Linked DNA regions of Homo sapiens: region 2 is linked to region 1. A link is a loop called in an ENCODE intact Hi-C map of the cell type or tissue named here. Cell type or tissue: mammary epithelial cell. All regions are shown on one strand. Each heading gives the region's core, and the rest is flanking DNA. Links, peaks and the distances in the headings are about the cores only.

Evidence for each region. A loop is a pair of places that touch in the nucleus more often than their neighbours do. Peaks named below come from ENCODE experiments on the same cell type or tissue, not always from the same donor. Only the 100,000 strongest peaks of a DNase experiment are listed, where the experiment ranks them.
Region 2: it touches region 1 in a loop (4-fold over the local background); 4 of 110 quality-filtered maps call a loop at or near these places.

What each region holds. Positions count from the first base shown.
Region 1 is chr2:63,071,238-63,086,688 of GRCh38, forward strand. It overlaps the pseudogene LOC100420499. Among named protein-coding and RNA genes, the nearest start is that of OTX1, 28 kb to the left of the region's middle. RefSeq lists an enhancer at 7,717-8,011. In mammary epithelial cell, for the core only: a CTCF peak has its summit at 7,815 (motif pointing right); no DNase peak of the experiment used is centred there.
Region 2 is chr2:63,416,316-63,431,766 of GRCh38, forward strand. All of the region lies in intron 9 of WDPCP (WD repeat containing planar cell polarity effector), which reads right to left. Among named protein-coding and RNA genes, the nearest start is that of WDPCP, 160 kb to the right of the region's middle. RefSeq lists an enhancer at 8,682-8,801. In mammary epithelial cell, for the core only: a CTCF peak has its summit at 8,703 (motif pointing left); no DNase peak of the experiment used is centred there.

The DNA.
Region 1 (15,451 bases), core at 4,061-12,060:
AATCTCTGACCCAATTTCTATCTGCGTGATGCACATACAATGGTACCTACACTACCACATCTGCTCCTTGTACTTTATCCTGTATCTCAGTGAATAACAACTCTATGAACCCCTGACCACAGAAGGAAACCAGAAAGTTATCTACATTCCATCCACCTTGGTCCTTCTTCAATTTCCATTGTCAGTTACTCAACAAATTCAGTTCATTTTATCACTTAACAGGTCTTAATTCTACTTACCTGTCTATATTCCAAATACAAAATGCCTCTATAATCTCTCGCCTAGTCTGTTCCAATAACCTCCTTACTGATTATGCTTTCCTCAATCCTGATCCTATACATAAAACCTGTGGTAGTTAGTTTCCAAAGATGGCCCCCAGTGAATCACATCTTCCAGGATTTATGCCCTTGTGTGGTTCCCTTCCATATTGAATCTGAGCTGACCTAGTCACTCACTTTAAGTAATATGGTAGAAGGGATGCTGTGTCAGTTCCAGGCCTCCGCCATATAGCAAAAGTTGAATGCTTGATAGCTTTAACTTTTGCAACTAAAGTGCCTCATAGTAAGTCTCCAGCTCCCCTGCTGGAGGACTAGAAAGTGGAAAGACTGTGCCTGAAACTAGATGGAGGAAGAGAAGGGCTCAGGCATCCCGGTACCCCAGGTGAATCTAGCCTTCTAGATGTCCCTGACAAGATGCCATATGTGTGAGAGAGCCATCTTTGATGTTCCACATCTGTGAAACCCTCAGATGACTTCAGCCTCAGGCAGCATCATATGGAGTTATAGAACTGTCTAACTGAACCTAATCAATCCACAGAATAATGACAAATAACAAAATGGTTGTTGTTTTAAACCACTAAACATTGTGGTGGTTTATTTCACAATAGGTAAAGCCAAAGCCAAAACTAAACCTCTCTTTGTTGTACTTACTACTCCAGTCTCATCTCTGACAGTTTACCTTTGACACTTTAAGATATTCCTTCACTAAGCTGCTTGAAGTTCCCCGAATCCCCTCTGCCTTTTCTTCTAGGCTTTTTGTGCCCACTGTTAGAAACATTTTCTTTTCTTTTCTTTTTTTCAGACAGGGTCTCGCCTTGTCACCCAGGCTGTAGTACAGTGGTGCAATCGTGGCTCACTGTAGCCTTGAACTCCTGGGCTCAGGTGATCTGCCTACCTTAGCCTCTTAACTGTCTGGGACTACAGGCATGCACCACCATGCCTGGCTAAGTTTTAAATTGTTTGTAGAGACAGGGTCTCGCTGTGTTGCCCAGAGTGGTTTTGAACTCCTGGCCTCAAGTGATCCTCCCGCCTAGGCCTCTCAAAGTGCTGGGAATACAGGCGTGAGCTCCCACACCTGGCCTAGAAACATTTTCTTATTTAACTTATAACCTTTGCCCTACCAAAATTCCTACTTAGCTTTCAAATTTTTGCTTAGACATCCCTAAAATCCTAGGTGACTAATTTAATTGCATTGCTAATGTACTCTCATAGTAGCAAATACACTTGCTGGCAGAATAATGGTTGAGAATACATAGTTGAGCAGTGATCTTTTCGCAAGTTGCCTATTCTCTGTAAGCCTCCAGTTTCTTCATCAGGAAAATGAGGATAATCATATAAATTAACCCATAAGTTTGTTGGGAGTATGTAAGAACGTTCAAAAACAGTTAACTATCATTAAGCAAAGGCATGGAATCAACCTAGGTGGCTATCAACGGTGGTATGCATATACCATGGAATACTATGCAGCCATAAAAAACGATGAAATCGGCCGGGTGCGGTGGCTCACACCTGTAATCCCAGCACTTTGGGAGGCCGAAGCAGGCAGATCATGAAGTCAGGAGATCCAGACCATCCTGGCTAACATGGTGAAACCCCGTCTCTACTAAAAATACAAAAACTTAGCCAGGTGTGGTGGTGGGCACCTGTAGTCCCAGCTACTTGGGAGGCTGAGGCAGGAGAATGGCGTGAACCCGGGAGGCGGAGCTTGCAGTGAGCCGAGACCGCGCCACTGCACTCCCGCCTGGGAGACAGAGCGAGACTCTGTCTCAAAAACAAAAAGGAATGAAATCATGTCCTGTGCAGCAACATAGATGCAGCTGGAGGCCATTATTCTAAGTGAATTAACATAGGAAGAGGAACCCAAATATTGTGTTCTCACTTACAAGTGGGAGCTAAACATGGCACAATAGACACTGAGGACTACTAGAGGTAGGAGGGAGGGAGAAAGGCAAGGGTTGAAAAACTATTAGGTACTATGCTCACTACCTGGGTGGATCATTTGTATCCCAGACCTCAGCATCACTCAGTATACCCAAGTAACAAACCTGCTCATATACCGCTTGAATCTAAAAGAAAAGTTGAAATTTTAAAAACCCAAAAACTGTTAATGATTATTAATGTTGTGAAAACATTATCACAGCCCAGGTGCAATGGCTCATGCCTGTAATCCCAGCACTTTGGGAGGCCGAGGCATGAGGATTTCTTGAGGCCAGGAGTTCGGGACCAACCTGGGCAACAACATAGTGAGACTTAGTCTCTACAAAAAATAAACAAAAGTTGCTGTGCATGGTGGTGCCCGCTATAGTCCTAGCTGCTTAGGAGGCTGAGGTGGGAGAATTGCTTGAGTTTAGGAGGTTGAGGCTGCAGTAAGCTGAGATTGTGCCATTGCACTCCAGCCTGGGCAACAGAGCAAGACCCTGTCTCAAAAAGCGACAACAAAAACATTACCATAAGTGTCTGTTTATCACTTTAGAGTCTAGCAAAGTGCCTACAACATAATATGTGCTATATGGGATGCCAGTGAGTCCAGAGGCAGTGGCTCATGCCTATAATCCCACCACTTTGGGAGTCTGTGATGGGAGGGTTGCTTGAAGCCAGGAGTTCAAGACCAGCCTGGGCAACGTAGTGAGACCCCCATCTCCACAAAAATATTTTCAAAAATCAGCTAAGTGTGGTGTGTGTGCTCGTAGTCCTAGCTATTCAGGAGACTGAAATGGGGGGATTGCTTAAGCCCGGAAGTTCAGAGTTGCAGTGAGCTGTGATTATGCCACTGCACTCCAGCCTGGGTGACAGAGCAAAACCTGTTCTCAAAAAAATAAAAATAAAAAAAAATAAGAATTACTAAATGGATGAGTGAATTCAGATTATTCACATTTCATCATATCAATCCAAATAAAAGCCTAAATTCATGCCTTTTTAAATTCTTTTTTTATTTTAGTGAAATATATATAAATACAGATTTGTCATTTTAGCCTTTTTTTTTTTTTTGAGACAAAGTCTCACTCTGCTATCCAGGCTGGAGTGCAGTGGCGCAATCATGGCTCACTGCAACCTCCGCCCCCTGGGTTCAAGTGATTCTCTGGCCTCAGCCTCCTGAGTAGCTGGGACTACAGGTGCACACCACCATGCCTGGGTAATTTTTGTGTTTGTAGTAGAGATGGGGTTTCACCATGTTGGCTAGGCTTGTCTCGAACTTCTGCCCTCAGGTGATCTGCCCACCCTGGCCTCCCCAAGTGCTGGGATTACAGGCGTGAGCCACTGTGCCTGGCCCCTTTTAGCCATTTTAAGTGTACAATTTAGTGGTGTTAATTACATTCACAATATTGTGCCACCATCACCCCTGTCTGTTTCCAATTTTTTTTTCATTATTCCAAACAGAACCTCTGTGTCATTAAACAATGAACTGTAATTTTCCCCTTCCTCCAGAGTCTAGAAACCCTTAATATACTTTCCCTTTCTGTGAATTTACCTATTTTAGATTCTCATGTAAGTGAAATCATACAATATTTATCCCTTTGTGTCTGGTTTATTTCACTTAGCATAATGTCTTCAAGATTCATTCATGTGGCGTGTGTCAGAATTTTCTTCCTTTTAAGGCTGAATATTCTATTGTATACATATATACATTTTGTTTATTTATCCTTTGTTGGACACTTGGGTTGTGTCTTCCTTTTAGCTGTTGTGAATAATGCTGGTGTGAACATGGGTGTACAAATGTCTGTTCAAGCCTCTGCTTTGAATTCTTTCGGGTATATACGCAAAAGTGGAATTGCTGGAATATGTGGTAATTCTATTTTTAATTTTTTGAGGGACCGTCATATTTTCCATAGCAGCTGTACCATTTTACATTCCCCCCGCCCCAGCAATGCACAGGTGTTCCTGTTTCTCCACGTCCTTGCTGACACTTGTTTTTTTCCTTTTAATAATAGTCATCCTAATGGGTAGGAAGTGGTATCTCATTGTGATTTTGACTTTCATCTTCCTAATGATTAGTAATGGTGAGCATCTTTTTCATGTGCCTGTTGGCCATGTGTATATTTTCTTTGGAGAAAGGTTTATTTAAGTCCTGTGTCCATTTTAAAAGTCAGATTGTTTGTTTTTATGTTGTTGAATTGTAGGAATTCTGTATGTGTTCAGGATATTAAGTCCTTATCAGATATATGATTTGGAAATATTTTCTCCCATTCTGTTGGTTGCTGTTTCACTCTGCTGAGAGTATATTTTGAAGTAGTTCAATTTATCTATTTGTTTAGTTTGTTGGCTGTGCTTTTGGTATCATATCCAATAAATTATTGCTAAATTCAGTGTCATGATGATTTCTCCCTTTTTTTTTCCTAAGAGTTTTGTAATTTTAGGTCTTATATTTAGGTCTTTGATCCATTTTGAGTTAATTTTTGTATGTGGTGTAAAGTAAGAGAACTTCATTCTTTTGCATGTGGATATCCAGGTTTTCCAGCACCATTTGTTGAAAAAGACTGTCTTTTACCAATTGAATGGTCTTGGCATCCTTGTCAAAAATCATTTGACAAGGTGCTCTAAGGTTTATTTCTAGGCTGTCTATCGCATTGGTCTTTATGTATGTCTTTATGCCAGTACTATACTTTTTCCATTATTTATAGCATTTAAAAAATAAATTTTATTGTGTATATTTAAGGCATATTTGTAGCTTTTGAAATCAGAATGTGCAAGTCCTCCAACTTTGTCATTTTTTTTCAAGATTGTTTTTGCTCTTCTGGGACCTTTGGAATTTCATATAAATTTTAGGATGGACTTTTCTATTTCTGCAAAAAATGCTATTGGGTCTTTGAATTGAATCTGTGTATTGCTTTGGGTGGTATTATCTTAGCAGTATTAAGTCTTCCAACTCATGAACATTGGATGTCTTTCCATTTATTTATGTTTTCCTTAATTTCTTTCAGCAAAATTTTGTAGTTTTCAGTGTACAAGTCTTGCACCTCCTTTGCTAAATTGATTCCTCAGTATTTTATTTTTTAAACCAAATTTTAATTATGGTAAAATACATATAACATTAACCATCTTAGCCATTTTTTAAGTGTGCAGTTCAATTTAGGTATTCACGTTGTTGTACAACCAGTCTCCAGAACTCCTTTCATCTGTCAAAACAAACTCTGTATCTATGAAACAACCACTCTCCATTTTTCCTCCCCCAGCCTGTGGCACACACCCTTCTACTTCCTGTCTCTAGGAATTTGAATCCTCTAATTACCTCATATAAGTGGCACCATAAAATATTTGTCTTTGTGTGACTGGCTTATTTCACTTAACATAATGTCCTCAAGGTTCATCTATGTTGTAGCATGTGTCAGAATTTTATTCCTTTTTTTTTCTTTTTTTTTTTTTTGAGATGGAGTCTCGCTCTGTCGCCCAGGCTGGAGTGCAGTGGCGCGATTTCGGCTCACTGCAAGCTCCGCCTCCTGGATTCACGCTATTCTTCTGCCTCAGCCTCCCAAGTAGCTAGGACTACAGGTACCCGCCACCACGCCTGGCTAATTTTTTTTTTGTATTTTAAGTAGAGACAGGGTTTCACCATGTTAGCCAGGATGATCTTGATCTCCTGACCTCGTGATCCACCTGCCTTGGCCTTCCAAAGTGCTGGGATTATAGGTGTGAGCCACCGCACCCGGCCGAATTTTATTCCTTTTTAAAGCTGAATAATATTCTATTGTGTGGGTATATATATATATGATATATATATGATATATATATGAGATAAACAATATATGTATCACTGGTAGATGACACTTGGGTTGCCTGCACTTTTTAGCTATTCCGAATAATCCTGCTCTGAACATGAGTGTACAAATGTATTAGTTCACTAGGAGCAGCATAACAAAATGCCACAGTCTGGGTGGCTTAAACAACAGCAATTAATTTTCTCACAGTTCTAGAGGCTAGAAGTCTGAGATCAAGGTGTTGTCGGGGTCAGTTTTTCCTGAGGCCTGTCTCCTTGGCTTGCAGATGGTCATGTTCTCACTATGTGGACACATCTCTGGTGTCTCCTCTTCTAAGATCACCAGTCATATTGGATTAAGTCCCATCCATGTGACCTCATTTAACCGTAATTACCTTTTTAAATGTATTGTCTCCAAATATAGAGACATATTCTGAGGTGTACTGAGGGTTAGGACTTCAACATGTAAATTTTGAGGAGGACACAATTTAGTGTATAACAGCAAATATCTGTTTGAGATTCTGCTTTAATTCTTTTGTGTACGTACCTAGAAGTAGAATTTCTGGTTCATATGGTAATTTAATTTTTAATTTTTTGAGGAACCACTGTACTGTTATCCAGAGCAGCTATACCATTTTACATTCCCACCAACAGTGTACAGGGGTTTCAATTTCTACACATCCTGAGCAACACTTATTGTTTTCTGTTTTTTTAATAATAGTCTTCCTAATGGTTGCATTTTATTCTTTTTGATAATGTTATAAATGAAATTATTTTCTTCTTTCTTGTATTGTTTCCTCCTAATCTGTAGAAATGCAGCTGATTTTTGTGTGTGTTGATCTTGTATCCTGTAACTTTGCATAATTTGTTTATTAGCTCTGACAGGTTGAAAATTTTTTTTTTTTTTTGTAGAGATGGGGTCTCACTATGTTGCCCAGGCTGATCTTGAACTCCTGGTTTCAAGTGATCCTCTCACCTTGGCCATCCAAAGTATTGGGATTACAGGCATGAACCACCATGCCTGGGTTTTATGTGGATCCTTTAGGGTTTTTTCTACATAGAAGATGATATGGTTAGGCTTTGTGTCTCCACCCAAGTTTCATTTTGAATTGTAATCCCCACAGTCCCCATGTTTCAAGGGAGAAACCAAGTGAAGGTCAGTGAATCATGGGGACAGTTTCCCCCATGCTGTTCTGGAGATAGTGGGTGAGTTCTGATAAGATCTGATGGTTTTATCAGGGGCTCTTCCCCGTTCACTAGGCACTCCTCCTTCCTGCCACCTTGTGAAGAAGGTGCCTTTTTTCCCCTTCACCTTCTGCCATGATTGTAAGTTTCCTGACACTTCCCCAGCCATGCTGAACTGTGAGTCCATTAAACCTCTTTCTTCTATAGATTACTCAGTCTCAGGCAGTTCTTTGTAGCAGTATGAAAACAGACTAATACAGAAGATCATTTCATCTGCAAACAGAGATAGTTTTACTTCTTCCTTTCCAACTTGAATGCCTGTAATTTTCTTTTTCCTCCCTAATTGCTCTGGCTAGAAATCCAGTACTTTTTGAATAGAAGTGACAAAAGCAGGCACCCCTGATTTGTTCCTGATCTTACAGGAAATCAAGCCTATTTTTTTCTATAAAGTAAAAATTTCCATCTGTGGAGAAAGTCATATTTGGGATACACTTCTCATTAGCTTGGTTTGAATGAGGAAACATAAGAGCTTATTAAGCACAAGAGGGAAAAGTATGGGATGGAAAGAGCCCTTCGAAGCTGATTGGTAGGTATGGGAGAACCTCACTAGGCTTGACAAAATGTTGTTTTGTCAAGGGGTCAGGGACATCCGAGACTCACCCCACCACTAGGAGGCAGTCCCTAGCTGTTTCAGGGCTAGTTTCTGAAAGTATGAGCAGCATTCTATGAGTACTAGCAACTATAATGGATGTTCATAGGATATGACAGATATTTTTGTAAATTAGGAATAAACATGAAGTAGAAAATAATAATTTCCTGTGTGCTTGTCTTCATCGATATAGGGTCCATGTGATTTACCATCCATACTTTAAGAGTGAAAGGGGGTACTATTAATGATCCTTCCTGAAAAGCAGGTATAAACTGACTGTCCCAGGCAAACTGGGACACAGGATATCCTATTTGTAGAGTTCTTCACATTCTTAGATGGCAACTGTAGTTAGCATTTAATCTTGGGAATGTTTAGTCATGATGGCACGTTAATTTCTGTTAATAATTAACTGCTAAAACAGTTAATTATTCTGTTAATAATTAACTGCTAGAGGTGGATTCATAAGGTTGAGACATTTAATATAAATAGCTTCAGTTCACACATGAACATAGAAAATAAAGGATAATTTGTGAAGAATGTAGGGATTTATGTTGCAGTTGCTTCTGCTATTGCATACAACTAAATTTATGCTCAAAGCTATACTGCCCTTTAGGCAATTTCTTTGCCTATTAGATTGAGTCAGAGTAATCCTGTGGTAATGCAACTTTCAGTGATGATTGATGATGAATTTATAGCTCATTTTTGCTTACTGTTATTTTCTGAGTTTATAATAGTATCTATGAGCCATTTGACTCACCTATATATAACTGGATTTGTTTTCTGTAGGTAGTATGTCTTCCTTTTAGAATAGCCTCCCTCATGGATGTATGTGTTATTTATATACAGGGCTATAATCTTTGATATCAACCTAAAAGTTTAGGAATTTCTGTCATAACATATTGGTAAACAATCATGATTCTGTGGTCCATAACCTTTCTTAAATCTTAAAAGATGATTGGTTTATCATGTTTTTAGTTTCTGCAACCCCCCTGGCAAGACTAAAGCTTTTCATTGTTTTAACATTTGAATGGAAAGTCATATTTGCCTTCTTTGGCTGCTTTGCCAGCCCTTCTTTTGGTTCCCTAGCCTGTGGGTGTTTCCCAAGGCCCTGTTTTCTACCTCTTTCCTTCGCCATGTTCATTTTCTTCCTGAGCTCATTCATTCTGGTGAAAGATTCAGCTATTACTTCTATGTTGACTTTTAAAGCAGTCTGTTCAGACTGATTATCTCAATTTCATCAAATCTAAAGCTTAATTCATTTTTGTGTGTCAGACTCCTTTCCCCAACTACCCAAGGTCATTTGTATCTGTCTTTCTCTCCATAAGTGTGTCTGTCATATATATTACTCTCAATAATATAATTTAAATTTAAATTTTAAAAATATAATGTAAAGAGGTTTAGTTGACTCCCAGTAAGTAATTCACCTTTATTACTTTCCCTAGAAGTTTATAGGGGCTTCATTTTGTCCATTGCTTTAAGTTCAGGCTCCTGTGCTTTCAAGGTTTCATTATCTAGTTCGGTCATCTCTCTCTCACTGGTCCCTCCCAGGATCTAACGTCACCCTGCCCCTAACCCCTTGGTATTAGGCTGGTCTCCTCTTTGCCATGGTGAACACACCTTGCTGATGCTGTCCATTTAATTATAGAATGCACAGCTGAAGGAATTATGAACATTTATTTCACAAATGTTTAGAAAGTGACTGACGTGTAATTCTTTGTTTTTCCTATTGCCTGTTTTCTTTAGCACCCTGTAAGTTCCGTGAAGGCAGGCAGACCTATGTTATACCTCTTTGTGTTTGCTCCAGTGTAATCAAATGCTAGGTACATAGAAATGGCTTGCTGATAAGTTGTTTTATTTTAAACATACAGTATCTTCCAATACCTACCTTAACCATACCATTTTTGTGGGTCAATTTAATTTAATCAGGTTTTTGGTCAGTCATAAGTTGTCCTAATTCAAATCCTCACCTTTAGGAAACCAAAGGTTCCGTATAGAACAGTGATTCTCAATCTTAATGGGATGAACAACCCCCTTTTTAAAATTAAATACTTTGTAACAATCACTTTATTATCCTGAAAAAAATGTATGGACAATACAACCTATTTATATATCTAATATAAAAATAAAATAGAATGCCTGAAATCACACTAAGAAGCAATAAAGGAAACTGTTTTATAATAAAATATTAGATATTTCTATATGTAAATGCTTAGGCATGACCACACTGGAAGTCCCAATGAAGTAGTCAGATGTTTGTACACAGAATCACCATGAAATAGACAACTATGTATACAAACTGATTGAGGTAAGTTGTATTGATGTTTAAAATATAATGAGTATAATGAGTAGTGTTTCTTTCAGTAGTGTGATTTTCTGAAATGGTGAATAACTACAAAGTTCCAAACTTTTCATTCCTGAAAAATTCAGCACATATCAATGCTGTACAAGAATATATTGTGTTTATATGTAACATGGAGAGTCTAAGCTCACATAATTATAAACACGTTTTTCCCTTATATGACCATCCATCAGGAGTTGAAAGTGATGAGACTATTCTTTGTTCTGTGTAGTTACCACTTCCTGCCCACTTGCTTACTGCTCATTAAATATCAGTAGCAACTGATTATTGTGATTGTAGCAACCAAAAATGCCCCTACCAGATTCGTTTTTCATTTTTTTTGAGACAGAGTCTTGCTCTGTCACCCAGGCTGGAGTGCAGTGGCTCGATCTTGGCTCACTGCAAGCTCCGCCTCCTGGGTTCACGCCATTCTCCTGTCTCAGCCACCCGAGTAGCTGGGACTCCAGGCACCCGCCACCACACCCAGCTAATTTTTTGTATTTTTAGTAGAGACGCGGTTTCACCATGTTAGCCAGGATGGTCTTGATCTCCTGACCTCGTGATCCTCCTGCCTCGGCCTCCCAAAGTGCTGGGATTTCAGGCGTGAGCCACCGTGCCCGGCCTGTATTTTTTAAATTATTATTTTGTTGTTGTTGTTGTTGTTGTTGTTGAGACAGGGTCTCACTCTGTTGCCCAGGCTGGAGTGCAGTGGTGTGATTATGGCTCACTGTAGCCTTGACCTCCCAAGCCCGAGCGATCCTCTGAGTAGCTGGGACTACAGGCGCATGACACCATGCCTGGCTAATTTTTGTATTTTTTGTAGAGACAGGGTTTTGTCATGTTGCCCAGGCTGATCTCAAACTCATGGGCTCAAGTGATCTGTCCCCCTCAGCCTCTCAAAGTGCTGGGATTTCAGGCATGAACCACCATGCCTGGCTCCTCACCAAATTTTTTTTTTTAATTTTTTTTTAAATTTTATTTTATAGAGATGGGGTTTCACCATGTTGTCCAGGCTAGTCTCGAACTCCTGGGCTCAAGTGATCTGCCCACCTTCGCCTCCCAAAGTGCTGGGATTACAGGCTTGAGCCACTGTGCCCAGCCATCACCACCAAATTTTTAAGACAAAAAAATTTTATTTTCCATAGAAAATAAATCCTTTTCTTAGGGGATGCTGCCCCATTGAGAATAATTTTAAAAACGATTTTGATTTTCAGATGAAATCAGGACTTCCCAGATTGTGTTTTGTGATGAACTAGTTTTTGACATGTTAACAGAATACCCATGGGGGGCAGGGAATAGTCTAAGGTTGAATTAAAATAGTTTTCTTTTTCTCCTAATTGCATGATTTTTCATGGCCTTTAATGTGTCAATGAATATTTTTCAATTTACTAGAGGAAGATGCATTATTTCCCCAAACAATTTCATTGTGGATTCCTTTGGAAATTGCTGAACTCACTTGTTTAAAATATAACCCCTGTAGGCATATTAGATTCTGTGGGTTGCACTTTGAAGATAAAGACAAGAATGTCTGTAATGTGTTCCATTTACAGTAGGATCTAGGCAGCCTTTGGTCACCTAGAGAACTTTGAGTTGCATATGTCTTGCTATTATTTGTAAGCATGTCTGTTCTACCAGAAGGTTATGGAATAATTCAACCCTGAGCTGTGAAATTTAATAAACCTAGGAAAAGTTATGAAAAAAATTATGGAAAACTAATATGCAAAACTATATTGTATATCAACCTAAAAGTGGCAGGAAGATGGAGTGGCCAAAATAAGTAAACCCTAGGTTTCCTATGTTGATAATACTGGTAAAATTTTTCTTCTGTTAATAGTTCAAATAATTTTCATAACGGGATTATATGCAAATTAGAGGAGACAGCGCATTCAATGAAAAATATATGAATGCATCTCTAAAAATGTACTAAAATGGACATATAAATAAATTAGATTCTTTGGAGAAATCTGAAGGAAAATTGATGATCAGATAGAAATATCAGTGAAACACACAAAAGAACACAAAGAAAACAAATCAATGAAATAGGTGGAAACCATTACATTTTAAAAATTTTAGTTTCAGGGGGTACATGTGCAGGTTTATTTTGTGGATATATTGAGTGATGCTGAGGTTTGGGCTTCTAATGATCCCATTGCCCAAGTATTGAGCATACTACCTGATAGGCAGTTTTTCAGCCCTTGTTCCTTTCCCTCCCTCCCTCCCCACTTTTGGAGTCCACAATGTCTGTTGTTCCTATCTTTGTGTCCATGTGTACCCAGTGTTTAGCTCCCACTTACAAGTAAGAACCTGCCTTACTTGGCTTTTTTTCTGTGTTAGTCCTCTTAACATAATGGCCTCCAGCTGCATCCATGTTGCTGCAAAGGACATGATTTCATTCTTGTTGATGACTGCATAGCATTCCATGGTGTATATGTACCACATTTTCTTTATCCAATCCACCATTGATAGGCACTTGGGTTGATTCCATGTCTTTGCTATTTTGAATAGTGTTGTGATAAACATGTGAGTGCAGGTATCTTTTTGGTAGAATGATCTATTTTCCTTTGGGTATATACCCAGTAATGGAATTGTTGGGTTGAATGGTAATTCTATTTTTAGTTCTTTGAGAAATCTCCAAACTGTTTTCCACAGGGGCTGAACTATTAATAATTTGCATTCCTGCCACAGGAATTTCTTCTCAACCTCACCAATATCTGGTATTTTTCATTTATTTATTTATTTTGAGACGGAGTCTCACTCTGTCGCCCAGACTGGAGTGCGGTGGCGTGATATCAGTTCACTGCAACCTCTGCCTCCTGGGTTCAAGTGATTCTTTTGCCTCAGCCTCCTGAATAGCTGGGACTACAGGCATCTGCCACCATACCTGGCTAATTTCTGTATTTTTAGTAGAGACGGGGTTTCACCATATTGGCCAGGCTTGTCTCGAACTCCTGACCTCATGATCCACCCACCTCGGCCTCCCAAAGTGCTAGGATTACAGGCGTGAGCCACCGTACCTGGCCTATCTGTTACTTTAAAATTTTTTTCATAATAGCCATTCTGACTGGTGGTATCTCATTGTGGTTATGATTTGCATCTCTCTGATGATTAGTGATGTTGAACATTTTTTATATGTTTGTTGGCTGCTGTATGTCTTCTTTTGAGAAGTGTCTATATCCTTTGCCCATTTTTTAATGGGATTTTTGTTTTTCTCTTATTGATTTAAGTTCCTTATAGACTCTGGATATTAGTCTGTTGTTGGATCCATAGTTTGCAAATATTTTCTCCCATTCTGTAGGTTGTCTGTTTACTCTGTTCATAGTTTCTTTTGCTGTGCAGAAGCGCTTTAGTTTAATTAAGTCCTGTTTGTTTATTTTTTATTTTGTGGCATTTGCTTTGGGGATCTTCATCATACATTTTTTGCCTAGGCCACTGTTTAGAAGAGTATTTCTTGGTTGTCTTCTAGGATTTTTTATAGTTTCAGGTCTTACATTTAAGTCTTTAATTCATCTTGAGTTAATGTTTATACATGGTAAGAAGCAGGAGTCCAATATTTCTTTCTTCTGCGTGTGGTTAGCCAGTTTTCCTAGCACTATTTCTTGAAGAAGGTATTTTTTCCTCATTGTTTATTTTTGTCAACTTTGTTGAAGATCAGTTGGTTTAGGTGTGTGACTTTCTTTCAGGGGTCTCTATTCTGTTTCATTGGTCTATGTGTATATTTTTATACCAGTACTATGCTGTTTAGGTTACTGTAGCCTTGTAGTATTGTTTGAAGTCAGGTAATGTGATACCTTTGGCTTTATTCTTTTTGCTTAAGATTACCTTGGCTATTTGGTCTAATTTTTTGGTTCCATATGAATTTTAAGTAGTTTTTCTAATTCTAGGAAAAATGTTACTGGTAATTAGATAGGAAAGCATTGAATCTGTATATTAATTTGAGCAGTACGGACATTTGAATCATATTGATTTTTCCAACTCATGAGCATGGAATGCTTTTCTATTTGTTAATGTTGTCTCTGATTTCTTTCATCAGTGCTTTGTAGTCTTCCTTACAGAGTTGCTTCACCTCCTTGGCTAGATGTATTCCAAGGTACTTTTTTTCCTGTGGCTATTATAAATGGGATTGTGTTCTTGATTTGGTTCTCAGCTTGAATGTTATTGGAGGAGTTCTTCCTCCTTGAATTTTTGTAATAGTTTCAGTAGGGTCAGTACCAGCTCTTCTTTGTATGTCTAGTAGAATTCAGCTGTGAATCCATCTGGTCCAGGGCTTTGTTTGATTGGTATGTTTTTAGAAAAATTACTGATCCAGTTCCATGACTTGTTATTGGTCTGTTCAGAATTTTTGTTTCTTCCTGATTCAATCTTGGAAGGTTGTGTGTTTCCAGGAATGTATCAGTTTCCTCTAGATTTGCTAGTTTGTGTGCATAGAGATGTTAATAGTACTCTCTGAGGGTCTTCTGTATTTCTATGAGCTTGGTAGTAATAACTCCTTTGTCATTCTAACTGTAATTATTTGGATACGCCCTCTTTTTTTCTTTGTTAATCTGGCTAGTGATCTGTCTAGTTTATTGTTTCAAATAACCAATTTTTCATTTCATTGATCGTTTGCATGTTTTTTTTGGGTCTCCATTTAGTTCTGCTCTGATTTTAGTTATTTCTTTTCTTCTGCTAACTCTGGGTTTAGTTTGTCTTTGTTTTTTTTAGTTCCTTTAGGTGTGAGGTTAGGTTGTTAATTTGAGATCTTTCTATCTTTTTGACATAAGCATTCAGTGCTATAAACTTTTCTCTTAACACTGCTTTTGCCACATCACAGAGGTTTTGGTACATTGTGTCTCTATTTTCATTTGTTTCAAAGCATTTTTTCATATCTGCCATAATTTTGTTGTTATCCACATGTCATTCAGGAGGCAGTTTTTTAGTTTCCATGTATTTGTTGGAAACCATTACTTGTTGCTCAAGTGAAGTCCAGAAATTTATTACAGAAGTTTTCAAAGAAGTTCCACTTGAAGAACAAGGGAGTCTGTTTTTTGGCTGACAAACATTGTAGTTTTATGAATTACATACATTATCATCACTCACGGTGTGCAGAATTACTTAATTTCACATTGCCTTGGTGGCAAACAATCTGTGATGATAATATCAAAGAACCAGAAAAAATAATGAATGAATATGATAGGCAAAAATAAAGACTTTAGTCTCTCTCTCAATATCTAGAACGCATCAACCTTCATCAGTAATAGAAACAACATAATTAGATCAAAAGCATACTACACACTTATGTCCACCCTACCTCTCCATTGAAAGTACCCAGC
Region 2 (15,451 bases), core at 4,591-12,590, 350 kb after region 1:
CAGCCTCCCGAGTAGCTGCGATTACAGGTGCACACCACCACACCCAGCTAATTTTTGTATTTTTAATAGAGACAGGGTTTCGCCATGTTGGCCCAGCTGGTCTCGAACTCTTGACCTCAAGTGATCCACCTGCCTCAACCTCCCAAAGTGCTGGGATTACAGGTGCGAGCCACCACACTTGGATATGACATTAGCATTAACACCAAAAATACTTTTTTTTTTTTTTGAGACGGAGTCTCGCCCTGTTGCCCAGGCTGGAGTGCAATGGCACAATCTCAGCTCACTGCAACCTCCACCTCCCTGGTTCAAACGATTCTCATGCCTCAGCCTCCCGAGTAGCTGGGATTACAGGTCCCCGCCACCACGTCCAGCTAATTTTTGTATTTTTAGTAGAGACGGGTTTTCACCATGTTTGCCAGGCTGGTCTCGAACTCCTGACCTCGTGATCTGCCCACCTTGGCCTCCCAAAGTGCTGGGATTACAGGTGTAGGCCACCACACCTGGCCCAAAATACTTTTATGTTTAAAGTATTTTAAATACTTGGGTTCAGAATATAATTCCAAGTTGGACCTGACCCTGTATAACAGCCACAGACAACACCGTACAGTTAAAAAGGCAAATAACAGGGCCTGACCCCTTGTTTTGACAATAGAGAATGCTGGGATCTTGAGCAAGATCATCTCTTAGAACTGAAGTTTTCTCATCTCTAAAATAAGGATTTATTCACTTGTGTTACAAGATTGCTGCACAAATTAAAAATAATGTAACTAAATGCAGGGGACAGGAGCACTGAGTAAATAGCGGCTATTATTGTTGTTTCTAATGAGAAAGCCCTGGATTATTTGGCAAGAAGAGCAGAATGAAACAAAAAAAGAATGAAAAACACAGACACTAAATAAAATCCATATTTGGTTATTTAGAATTTATGGCTGATATTTATATAGTGCAAACTGTTTTAAACATAGTAAGGATGTAGCTTGGAAGTTAATATTAAACTCATTTAATTGATTTATGAAATTTAACCCTGTAGTTGGCATATGGTAGTAGCTCAATAAAACACTATTGATGGAATACATTTCAAATAAAATATACATTTCATCTTTAATTTCATAATTTTAAATTTATTTTTATTCATACTTAACAATGTGATTTTTAAAGATAACCAATATTATTAGAATGAAATATTTCTGTTTCTATGTCTATGAAATAATGAAAATAATGTCTATGAAAATAATAAATTTGTATACTGCTATGATAAAGGTATCATGTACTATAATAAACAAGAAACAAGAATAAGCATATAGAGATAATAAATCTGCACAGGGAAATGTTTATAAATAATTTGATTCACACAGCACAGACCCTTGGTGCAAAAGTTTAAGTTGATCAAGAAGACTGAAATGACATCAAATTATATTATATTAAATTATATTAATATTAATATATATTTATATATTAAATTATAGTAATATTTTTAATTGAAAGAAAAAGTAGATTGGAATTTCAATTAAAATTTTGAAATAAGACATTTTGTATTTAAAAAGTAGGGAGAAATGGACAATCATCAATAAAAATGGGCTCAGATAAAATATGGCAATCAATAGAAGAAAATTCATTCAGTTCTTCTAGGAAAATGCTAATGTGATAGACCAAGATGATAAAGTGCAAATACCTGCATTTTAGCAGCTTTAAAGTTATTAGAGTATACTCTGTTGACTAAAGAACTATATAAAGACAAAAATATGTGAATATATTTCCTAGCTATAAGACTTTCTGTTAGCAGATCCTTGCAAATAAGAAGGTGAAAACATCAAATAGAATTATGTAGTTATTGAAAATACCTAGAAAAAACCAGACTTTTAAAAATCCAAACTTGTCCATACTAAGACATCTCTCATCTTATATTCATGCAGCTGGTTTTTCTCCCAAAATCAGCTTAGGTTGAATTACTAGTCAAGAGATGACCAAGTCCAAGATATGATGCTAAGAAAAAAGAACGAAATATATGGTGTGTAATGAAGGGAGAAATGCTAAATGACAACGATCTGAACAAAAGCACAAAGGAGAAAGAAGAATCCAAAAAGATAGGATAGTGGTTGGTGACATTAGTGTAATCTATCAAGATTAATTTGAAGTCTACTCCCATCTTCCATGAGGCATGCTTATTGTTATCAACAAACCTCATGATCAAGAATTCCTTCACTTACTGGGTTCTTGGTCTTAATCCTGTCTTCAGGTACTTCCTAGACTTGGTGAATTCTGAAATCTAATAACTAAAGAGTCTTAAAATACATGTTGGGGATTTCAGGAACTGGTCATTAGAATTCAAAAGAGAATGCCTGTGATAACGAACAGGGTAAAAAGTTCTAACAAAGGCATGGTGAAAAGGCAAACAGTAAGAAGGGGAAAAACAGTATAGATAATTAAAGGAAGAAGAAAAAACTTTTATGAGGTGAAAAGTCTGATGAAAGTCTAAAAATCTAAAGGAAAATATCTCTGTTTTAATTCTAAGGCAATAGGGTAGGACAAAGAAGAAAAGCACAGAAACACAGGCAGTGAGTTAGCTAAACCACAGGCTACGCAGTATTAAAAATGGCCAGGGAGGGAAGACTGTTACACAAGAAACGGATGGCCAGCGTCCAGTGTTTTGTTTTTCTTGTTTGTTTTTTTGCTTTTAAAGAAAACTGTGTGGTAAAGAAAGAAATGGTGAGAACTGAAAAATTCAAACTAACAAAGAGTAGAAAAGATAAAGAGTCCCTAAAAGTCCTGGGATTTCCCAATTTCAAAGATGAACAAGGTAGTAGTTTATCCTTCAGTGTATCTTTTGTTTTTGTTTTTGTTTTTTGAGATGGAGTCTCACTGTGTCACCCAGGTTGGGGTGCAGTGCTGTGATCTTGGCTCACTGCAACCTCCACCTCCCGGGTTCAAGCAATTCTCTGCCTCAGCCTCCCGAGTAGCTGGGATTACAGGCACCCACCACCATGCCCAGCTAATTTTTGTATTTTTAGTAAAGACGGGGTTTCATCATCTTGGCCAGGCTGGTCTTGAACTCCTGACCTCATGATCCACTGGCCTTGGCCTCCCAAAGTGCTGGGATTACAGGTGTGAGCCACTGCGCCCGGCCCCTTAAGTGTATCTTAAAGTGATTGTTTCAGCCAACTATAAATCAGTCATACATTGTCTTATTTAAGGTTGAAACCTGCTGAAAAATGCATCACTGAAATGATTCATTTTCATTTTTAAAAAGCTACATTTGAAAAATGTAGTTAGAATTGATCCAAATGCCATCAAAGATGGAAGAAAAATAATCAGTCAACATGATTGACGCCAATCTCTGGAAGATATTTAAAATCAGGAAAACACAAAAAGCAGAAAAACAATAGTCAGAGATAGGCTTAAGATCCTCATGTTTCATGTTTCAGGTATGGAATATATCTATTATAATCCTTTTAAGGTCACCTGATATATAAATCAGGAAAAAAAATTACTTAAAGAGTGGCCTTTTCTGGAACTGAAAACTTTCACCAGTAAGTGCCAGTAAGTAACCAAGATGTTTCATTTTCCTGTAGGTAAACATTTAATGTTTCGATTATTTTTTGCTATTACATATTTTTTGCTATTACAATCATTTAAAATATTATGCAGCAACCAAAAGTTCTTAGCTTATCAGCAGAATTTTTTTCTGAAATCTATTTCCCTCCTTACTTTGTGGAAATTTTTAGAAACAGGAGATAAAAGGTATACTTTATTTTTACTTTTTTAAAAGGTACACTTTATTTTTACTTTTTTAAAAGGTACACTTTATTTTTACTTTTTTACCATGATGCATTCAAAACACATAAAATCAGAATAATATGATAAATGTGAAAACCAGTTTCATGAAATACTATCCTTTTGCTTCATTTCTTTTAATGAAATAAATATTGGCCAGGCATGGTGGCTCACGCCTGTAATCCCAACACTTGGGGAGGCCAAGGTGGGCAGATCACCTGAGGTCAGGAGTTTGGGACCAGCCTGACCAACATAGAGACACCCCATCTTTACTTAAAAAAAAAAAAAAACAGAAAAATTAGCCGGCTATGGTGGCACATGCCTGTAATCCCAGCTATTCGGGAGGCTGAGGCAGCAAAATCACTTGAACCCGGGAGGTGGAGGTTGTGGTGAGCCGACACGGCACCATTGCACTCCAGCCTGGGCAACAGAAGTGAAACTCCATCTCAAAAAAAAAAAAAAAGAATGAAAGAAATATCATAGATAAAGTTAAGGCCTGCCAAATCCTATTCCCTTGCCTCTCTCCCCAGATGCAACACTATTATGAATTTGGTATTTAATCCTATGCATACTACTACTTCATCATCAATCAAGAACAATGTGTTATAGCATTATCCTGAATGTTTTAAAATTTTATGTAAATGTTATTGTATTTTGTCATACTGTAATTTTTTTGCTCAACTTATTCTTTTCAGATTTCACATGATCACATAGCTCTAGTTCAGTCATTTAAACTGCTGTAGAGCATTCCACCCTCTGAATTCACCACAAGATGTTTTCATTTTCCTGTTGGTAGGCATTTAAGTTGTTTCTAATGTATTTTTACTATTACAGTGATGCTATGAACACTATTGTACATGCCTCTTTGTGCACATGGGCCAGTTTTTCTTAGTGTAGGACACTCACCTTCAATTATATTACCTATTGCTAAACTGCTCTCCATTAAAGTTTACTGATTTACTCTACCATAATAGTGAATGAGAGTTCCCTATTGCTCTACATCTTTACTTATTCAAATTATCAATTAAAAACAAAATAGTAGCAATTGTTTTCAAATGGATACCTCTCTTATTTGTAATCGTTTTCAATGAAATCTGTCATTTGTATACAGGATAAATATATAAATGTCTTACCAGAATAAAAAGAAAAGTTTAGAAAAACATACATATTTACTAGTAAGTATAAGCATTTTCTTATGCATACTTTTGGGCATGTGAAAGTTACAAATTATGTTTATATTAATAAAATCCTCCAATCCACAGAACTAGTTGTTATAACAGTCAACACAATATATTAAAAACTTTATTTCATTAAAAAAACAGGCAAATAGATCAATGGAACAGAACAGAAAGCCCAGAAATAGACCCACACAAATATAATCAACTGATATTTGACAAAGTAGCAAAGGCAATTCAATGCAGAAAGGATAGTCTTCTCAAGAAATAGTGGTGGAACAGCTGGACATCCACATGCAAAAATGTGAATCTAAACACAGGCCTTAAGCTTTCACAAAAAGTTGGTTCAAACTAAAGGTGTTCATCATGACCATAAACACGGCATCCCTAATTCTGGAGAGTTGTCACGAGGAGTACTACAGATTTTTAATGTCTCTAAGTCCCCACATAAAACAGACAGTTAAACTAAAGGGCAAAACCCAAAACCTACAGACAACTAGATGAAGATTAAAAGAAAGAGAACATTACATGTAGTGGTAGTAATAGCATGATTATCTTGAAACTGTTAAGTGTGTACTGTGGGTTAAAGTAAATGAGAAATTATGGGATATTCCTATTCATCCCGTGTCCCTACAAACTAGGATTTTTGATACAGAAAGAAGGAGATATAAATGTAATACAGAAGAGGTTAAATTAAAAACTCTGTAGTCCTGAATTTGAGTTGTAAGTGTTGGCATGGACTCATTACGAATATGTATATGTATAAAATCTCCAACTCTTTCTACTGAAGAAACCTAGAAACAATAATCAACCCAAAAACAACAGCCTAATATCCCTAACACCCTGACTCAGGCGTAAAATACCATTTTCCATTAAAAAGGAAACCACAGTGTCTTGGAGAAATGACTAATTCCAGGTGTGGGGCAGAAAATATACAAGATAAACAAGGAATATACTATCACACCAGATAGCAGAGAAGCTACCCAAGACTGCTGAGGCCATACAAAAAGAACAGCCAACCTGAAGAGCCTCCCACTGGCCTAAGATGGGACAATCTGAGCTTCCAAAGGATTACAATTATAATTTAGGACCCCATCAAATCAAATGTATTAAAATTCATGAATTAATAATGCTATTTTAAAAACAAAAGCTAACAGGGCACCTTCAGAAAGTACTAGAGAATCAATTCATTATCTCAAAAACTGGTAAATAGAAAATAAACAGACATTTGTCCTGTTTACCCTATATAAGTACAACCATTGGGAAACACATAGGAGTTGAGTGGAAGTGTCTCTTTATAGAAGTATCCCAAGTAATCAATGAAAAATAAATAACATAATTATAATATTACCATTTTGCAACCCTAATGAATTAATGGATCTAGGCATTGAACATTGAATAGCTGCTAACATCAAAAAAGAGAAAGAACTGAGAGAAAATATGAAATTATGTGCCTCCTGACGAAAGACACACCATCTCATATAGTCTTGCCAAAACTGACTACTAACTTGAGGAATTTTCAAATAACAGAGAAACATATTGAACCAAACATGAATATGCAAGCAATAAAATCCAGACTGTGGGACACTACAGTTTCAACAGACAAATTTTACAGAAAAAGAAAGGATGGATGGGGGACTTCTACATTAAAAGAGATTTAAGATATACATTAAAATGTCTTAAGTGGCTAATATTAAACTATGGTTTCTGGGGATGCACACTCGGTGATAAAAGCTATATGGGTATACAAGAAAGTGATAAAAAGTCATGATAGTAGTTACTTTGGAGGACAGGGAAGAGGTTAAGATCATGACAGAGCACATGGAGGTACTTCTGGGTGCCTGCACAGTTCTATTTCCTCACTTGGGTGGTGGTTTCAGGAGTGTTTCCTTTGTAATAGCTCATTAAACTATGCATTTATTTTGTGTGGTTTTATGTGTGCTTTATTTTATAATAAAGAGGTTTCTTTAAAAATTGCCATCCCTAAAGCAGAATATCTTTGTCACTGGTTGAAAGCTAACACAGTATATGCATTTTTGGGGAAGACAGGTTTCTTAAGTATTTTGCCTTTACAGTTGGATGCATTTATAATGCCTTCTGAATGCCTATTGTGACAAATTACATTAATAGTTGGTTACATTATTACTTTCCCATAAGTTACTGCTCTTGAAAAATCCCTGGAAAATTAGTTTTTTCTTCTTATGGGAAAATTGTTTTCATAATGTTATGTTTCCCTGACAACATATTTTAAGGTTTAATAGCTCTGCTTATATATTTTTGGTTAATTTGGTAAACAAATTCAAGGACCTGTTCTGAGTAAGAGATCATGAAATTACCACCATACTCAGAAAGCATTATCAAGTCTACACATCTGAAAAGTTAAAGTACCTGCTTAGATACTAAAGGGCAGAATAAGTTGCCATCACGTGATTGATACTGGTTCACATTACTGATAAAAGTTGGTTCAAGCTGAAGGTGTTTGTTGACAAATGAATTAGGTGACAAAGCAAATGAATAAAATACTAGTTCTAGGAGGATGGTAATAACTTTCCAAAAAGAAATATTAAAAGTATGTGGAGATTAATGAGGGATAAGATGGCCAACTAGACACAGCCAGGACGTACCTCTACCACTGAGAGAGACGAAAATATTGAGTAAGCCAAGGTACTTGGAACAGATCTTCAGAGAAAAAACACTGACATTCAATAGAGAGGGATATAGACACGAAGCTGAAGATGGAAGAAACTAGGAACCCTGCATAGGACTGCTGAGCACCAGGACAGCAATCCTGGCCCTGAACAGCTCCTAAGGAAGGGGTGAGTGAAGTGATGGCAGGGGAACGCTCTCTCGCCGCTTACCTCTGGGATTCTAGCTACAAGAGATCCCACAACCCCCATACACGTTTGAATTGGCAGGGGTATCTGCCCAGAGAGTAAGCAGAGACAAAGCTTCAGCCAGCATGGAGCCCAGGGAGGCGCGCGGTGTGTGTTGGGGGCGGGGGTGGGAGAGGGGGTGTGCGTCAGCCCTTGTAAGTGGGGCAGCTGCAGCAAAATGTGGTCATAGGTTCTCCATTTTCCTCCAGGTAGTTCTATCCCCCAACTGACCACTGAGCCAGGAGAGAAGAGGACTGTCTTTCTCATAAGACTGAGGCATGACTGTTCTTCACACCCTCGTTGTCCACCAGCCCCTCCCAAGGCCCCGCTTGGCCACTCCTGCAAGAGTGTGTACATAGCACAGCCTCCACTGCCCAGCCTGAGTGCTTTGCTGGTGGCCTTGGAGCACTTTGACTGCCCCAATATGGCCGGTACCCAAACCAGGGGCCAGAGAGCGAAGCTGCAGGCCCAGTCCCAATCCCCCAGGGTTACAGCACACAGCTCAGGGGAGCCAAGCTGAGATCTGTGGCCAGCATGTAAGCGGGGGAAGAGCTCCCACTTTCAGAACACTCAGAAGAGTGAAACATGGGTATTCGTGGGCTGGTGTGGGCCTGGGGCATGCCTCCCTCCACAGGGTTATCTGGGAAGGGTATAGCCTGTCTGCCAGCCACAGCCCCTATCTAAGAAAGCCTGAGGCCTAGAATACCTAACAAAGGTATTGGGCGCGGTGCGAGTGATCGGAGGGGGATCCCCAAGGCCCGGGAATGGATCTGGCGAGGGGCTTATCTTTCCCCCTACACCACAGAGAGATGCTGCGAATGTGCTGAAATACAAGAGCCACGTGGCTAAGAACTTATCTGCCAGTCATTACTCTTAAGCGCCATCTACTGGATTGCAGCCTAAATTACAACACAAAAAATACTCTTCCAGTATACATAGCTTGTGAAACCGAGAGCAAGAATCTAGCCACACATGAAGATCCTGTGCAGACACTTGGCCTTCTGAAAGCATCCAGAAACAAAGCCTATTGACTATACTCAACTTGAACCACAGTTAAAAACTCAAGGGAAATAAATTATATAAAAACAAAAAGCCCCATTCAACGACAGCAAATCCAAAAAGACAATACCAGCCCGCTCAGATGAGAAAGGATCCGCACAAGAACTTTGGTGATTCAAAAGTCAGAGTGTCCCCCTACCTCCAAACAAGTACACTAGCTCCCTAGCAACAGTTCTTTACCAGATTGAAGCAACAGAAATGGCAGACATAGAATTCAGAATCTGGGTGGCAATGAAGCTCATCAAGATTCAGCAGAAAGTTGAAACCCAATAGAACCCAGTGAATCCAGTAAAATGATTCAAGAGTAGAAAGATAAAACAGCCATTTTAAGAAACAACCAAACTAAACTTCTGAAACTGAAAAATTCACTACAAGAATTTCAAAATACAATTGGAAGCATTAACAACATAATAGACTAAACTAGGAAAAGAATCTCAGAACTCAAAGACCAGTTCAAATCAACTCAGTAAGACAAACAATTTTTAAAAGAATTTTTAAAAATGAGTAAAACCTCTACAAAATATGGGATTATGTAAAGAAATCAAACCTATGACTCACTGGCATTTCTCAGAGGGAAGAAGAGAGAGTAAGCAACTTGGAAAACATATTTGAGAATACAGTCCAAGAAAACATTCCCAATCTCCCTAGAGAGACTGATATGCAAATTCAAGAAATACAGAGAACCCATGCAAGATACTATAAAAGACAACCATCCCCAAGGCACATACTCTTCAGATTGCCCAAAGTCAACATCAAAGAAAAAATCTTAATGGGGCCTAGACAGAAGGGTCAGGTCACTTACAAAGGGAACTACGTCAGGCTAGCAACAGACCTCTCAGCAGAAACTTAAAAGGCAAAAGAGGAGGCCGGGCATGGTGGCTCACGCCTGTAATCCCAGCACTCTTGGGAGGCCGAGGCAGGCGGATCATGAGGTCAGGAGTTCGAGACCAGCCTGGCCAATATGGTGAAACCCCATTTCTACTAAAAATTACAAAAATTAGCTGGGCGTGGTGGCGCACACCTGTAGTCCCAGCTACTCAGGAGTCTGAGGCAGGGGAATCGCTTGAACCCAGTTTAAGCGGAGGTTGCAGTGAGCCAAGATCACATCACTGCACTCCAGCCTAGGTGACAGAGTGAGACTCTGTCTCAAAAAAAAACAAAACAAAACAAATGGCAGAAGAAATAGGTTAGGGGCCTATTTTCAGCAACTTTAAAGAAAAGAAATTCCAACCAAGAATTTCATATCTCACCAAACTAAGCTTCATAAGTGAAGAAGAAATAAAATCCTTTTCAAACAAGTAATGCTAAGGGAATTCATTACCAGTACACCAGCCTTACAAGAGGTCCTTAAGGGAGTGCTAAACATAGAAACAAAAGAACAATACCTGCTACCACAAAAACACAAGTAAGCACATAGCCCACAAATACTATAAAGCAACTACACATCAAAAGCAACTAAACATCATCTACAAAACAACCAGCTAGTAACACAATGACAGCATCAAAATCTCACATATCAGTATTAACTTTGAATGTAAATGGTCCTGACATCCCACTTAAAAGGCATGGAGTTGCAAGTTGAATAAAAAGACAAGGTCCAAGTGTTTATTGTCTTTAAGAGAGCCAATTCACATTTAACAACACCCACAAGCTCAAATTAAGGAGAAAGATCTATGAAAGGGGAAAGAAACTATGGAGAAAGATCTATCATGCAAACAGAAATCAAAAAAGAGCCGGGGCCACTATTCTTACATCAGATAAAACAGACTTTAACAATAGTCGAGAAGGACAAAGAAGGGTATTACATAATAACAATAAAAAAAGGTTCGATTCAACAAGATGATCTAACTATCCTAAATATATATGCATCCAACACTGGAGCACCCACATTCATAAAACAAATTCTTCTTGACCTATGTGAAAGACTTAGCCGCACAATAATAGAGAGACTTCAACAACCCACTGATAGCATGTGACAGATCATCAAGGCAGAAAATTAAAAATGAAGTTCTGGACTAAATTGCAACACTTGACCAATTGGACCTGATAGACATATAAGAGAATACTCCACCCAACAACCACAGAACATACATTCTTCTCATCTGCACAAGGGACACACTGAAAAACTGACAACCTCCTTAGCCATAAAGCAAGTATCAATAAATTTTTTTAAAAATCAAAATCATACCAACTATACACTTGGACTACATTGCAATAAAAATAGAAATCAATACCAAAAGTTCTCCCAAAACCACAAAATTACATGGAAATTAAACAACTTACTCCTGAATGACTTTTGAGTAAACAATGAAATTAAGGCAGAAATTTTAAAATTTTTTGAAATCAACGAAAACAGAGACACAACATACAAAATCTCTGGGTGAAAGGAATGTTAAGAGGAAAATTTCCCGCAGTAAATGCCTACATCACGAAGTTAGAAAGCTCTCAAATTAACAATCTAACATTGCACCTAGAGGAACTAGTAAAAAAATAACAAATGAACCCCAAAGGTAGCAGTAGAAAAGAAAGCCAAAATCAGAGAACAGAACAAAATTGAAACACAAAAATCCATACAAAAGATCAATGAGACCAAAAGTTGTTTTCTGAGAGAATAAACAAGATTAATAGAGTGCTAGCTAGATTAATAAGACAAAAAGAAAGAAGATCCAAATAAGCAGAATCAGAAATGACAAAGATGACATTACAACTGATCCCAGAGGAATGCAAAAGATCCTTAGAGACTATTATGAACATCACCATGCATAAAACTTAGAAAATCTGTAGGAAATAGATACATTCCTGGAAACACACAACCCCTCAAGATTGAACCAGAAAGAAAGTGAAAACCTGAACAGACCAATAATGTGTTCCGAAATTGAATCAGTAATAAAAATCCTACCAACCAAAAAAAGCCTTGGACCAGATGGATTCACAGCCGAATTCTACCAGACGTAAAAAGAAGAACTGGTACCAATCCTATTGAAACTATTCCAAAAAAAAAAAAAAATTGAGGAGGAGGGACTCCTCCCTAACTCATTCTACGAAGCCAGCATCATCCTGATACCAAAATCTGGCAGAGACACAACAAAAAAAGAAAACTTCAGGCCAATATCCCTGATGAACACAGATGCAAAAATCCTCAACAAAACACTAGAAAACCAAATCCAGCAGTACATCAAAAAGTTAATTCACCACAATCAAGTAGGTTTTATCCCTGGGATGCAAGGTTGGTTCAACATACACAAATCGATAAATGTGATTTGTCACATAAACAGAACTAAAGACAAAACCACATGATTACCTCAATAGATGCAGAAAAGGCTTTCAATACAATCCAACATCCTTTCACAACACCCAACAAACTCGGTATCGAAGGAACATACCTCAACATAATAAAAGCCATCTATTTCAAACCCACAGCCAACATCATACTGAATGAGCAAAAGTTGGGAGCATTCTCCTTGAAAACTGGAACAAGACAAGGATGCCTACTCTCACCACTCCTGTTCAATATAGTACTGGAAGTCCTTGCCAGGGTAATCACGCAAGATTTTTCTACACCAGTAATGTCCAAATCAAGATTGCAATCCCATTCACAATAGCCACAAAAAGAATAAAATGCCTAAGAAGACAGCTAACAAGGGAGGTAAAAGATCTCTGCAATAAGAACTACGAAATACTGCTGAAAGAAATCAGAGACAACACAAATAAATGGAAAAACATTCCATGCTCAGAGATTGGAAGAATCATTCTTGTTAAAATGGCCATAATGCCCAAAGCAACCTAGAGATGGAACAGAATAGAGAACCCAGAAAAAAAGTCACACACCTACAACCATCTTGTTCTTCAACAAACTTGACAAAAATAAGCAATGGGGAAAACACTCCCTATTCAATAAATAGTGTTAGGATAGCTGGCTATTCATGTGCAGAAGAATGAAACTGGAACCCCTCCTATCAGCATAAACAAAAATTAATTCACGATTAAATTAAACAAAAATTAATTCACTTAAAAAACTTAAAGGTAAGACCTCAAACTATAAATATCCTACAAGGAAACCTAGGAAACACCCTTCTCAATATCAGTCTTAGCAAAGAATTTATGGTAAAGTCCTCAAAAGCAAATACAAGAAAAACACAAATTAAGAGGGGCCTAATTAAACTAAAGAGCTTCTACACAGCAAGAAACACTATAAAGAGAGTAAACAGACAACCTACAGAATGAGAGAAAATATTTGTAAACTGTGCATCCAACAAAGGTCTAATACATAGGATCTATAAGGAACATAAACAAATCAAGAAGCAAAAAACAAATAACCTCTATAAAAAGCGGGCAAAGGACATGAATTTCTCAAAAGAAGACATACAAATCGCCAACAAACATATGAAAGAATGCTCATAATCACTAATCATCAGAGAAATGCAAATCAAAACCAAAATGAGATACCATCTCACACCAGTCAGAATGGCTTTTGTTAAAAGTCAAAAAATAACAGAAATTGGTGACGCTGCAGAAAAAAAGGGATACTTACACACTGTTGGTGGGTATGTAAATTAGTCCAGCCACTGTGGAGTGCAGTCTGGAAATTTCTCAAAGAACTAAGAGTTGAACTACCATTCGACCTAGCCATCCTATTACTGGGTATACACTGAAAAGAAAATAAATCATTCTACCAAAAGGACGTGTGCACCTGTAAATTCACTGCAGTGCTATTCACAATAGCAAAAACATGGAATCCACCCAGGTGCCCATCGAATGGTGGACTGGATAAAGAAAATGTTATACACACACACACACACACACACACACACACACACACACACACACACACCATGAAATACTATGCAGCCATAAAAAAGAACAAAAGTATGTCCTTTCTAGCAACAGGGATACAGCTGGAGGCCACTAAGTGAATTAATGCAGGAACAGAAAGGTAAATACAACAGTTCTCTCTTATAAGTGGGAGCTAAACACTGGGTATACACGGACATAAAGAGGGAAACAATATACAGTGGGGACTAATAGTAGAGCAGGGAGAGAGGGAGGAGGACAAGGACTAAAAAACTACCTACTGGGTACTATGCTCACTACCTGGGTGATGGTTTCGATCATACCCCAAACCACAGCAACCTGCAATATACCTTTGTTAACAAGCCTGCACAAGTACCTCCCAATTCTAAAATAAGTTGAAAAATAAAAGAAAGAGTATGTGGAAATTCAAATGAAAACAACTACCATGTTATATGTGATGATCTACATAGAGAACATTAAAATATATTAATATTTTTAAATGAATTTACTGACAAAATTTTTTTCTGTACTATTTACTGTATATTTTTCAAAAGAATTTTTTCTTAGACTACATAATTCTCTCTGTTCTGTTCTTCTAATTAAGATATGGACTGTTGGGCTGGGCGTGGTGGCTCATGCCTGTAATCCCAGCACTTTGGGAGGCCGAGGCGGGCAGATCATGAGGTCAAGAGATCGAGACCATCCTGGCCAACATGTTGAAACCCTGTCTCTACTAAAAATACAAAAACTAGCTGGGCGTGGTGGTGCATGCCTGTAGTCTCAGCTACTTGGGAGGCTGGGGCAGGATAATCACTTGAACCTGGGAGGCGGAGATTGCAGTGAGCTGAGATTGCGCCACTGGACTCCAGCCTGGTGACAGAGCGAGACTACGTCTAAAATATATGTGTGGACTGTTGTTTAGAGTTCTGTGGTGTGAAATTAGACCAGCAGTTTTCTAATATCCATAAAATAATTTAAAAATGTTTCTCCTCTGAAAATCACATAATTCAGTCACAGAGAGCTTATTTCTATGTTTCCTTTGTTTTGTTTTGTTTTCAGCTGCTTGGTAAGCCAATTTTCTACTTAGAATCTACTGTTAAAACTCGCATTTGGTTCAGTATGTGGGCTTTATCCTTTTCATGGTCTGTTATGTAAAAAAGATGGCTTAAAAAACATTTTTTTTAAGTTTGCTGTATAGCAGTGGTTCTCAACTTGGATGCCCACGAAAATCGCCTAGGGAACCTGTAAAAGATACTGATACTCCCTCCCCTCCAGAGATTCTGATGTAACTGGTCTGGGTGGGCCTCTTTTAAAAGCTCTGTAGGTGATCTTAATGTGTTGTCAAAGCTAGGAACTACTGCTCTAGGATCCTGCCATTGTCCAAATAAAAGCTTATCTTTTCTGATAGAACCTAGATGGTAAATGCTTTTTAAAAATTCTATAGTAGATCCAATGATTAAATTTCTTCTCTACAAGGCTGTTTTCTTTTTTTAGTTTGAATTTTAGGGTTTAAGAGCATATTGTATCTTTATTCTGATGATTAGTCCAAGAAGTCCCTTGGCTGCTACTGAAAAAAAAAAAAAATTAAAGGAATATGCCTGAATACTACTTTAATAGACTGGTACTTTTGGTTCACGATATTCTAAAAAAAATTCTATACTTCGTATTTAAAGATTATGTCTTCACACACACACACACACAAGAAAAACAATTAATGCCCTAGAAATTTCTTCTACAAGATTATACTTTTTGCATAATGACTTTCACATGAAGCTCTAAAAA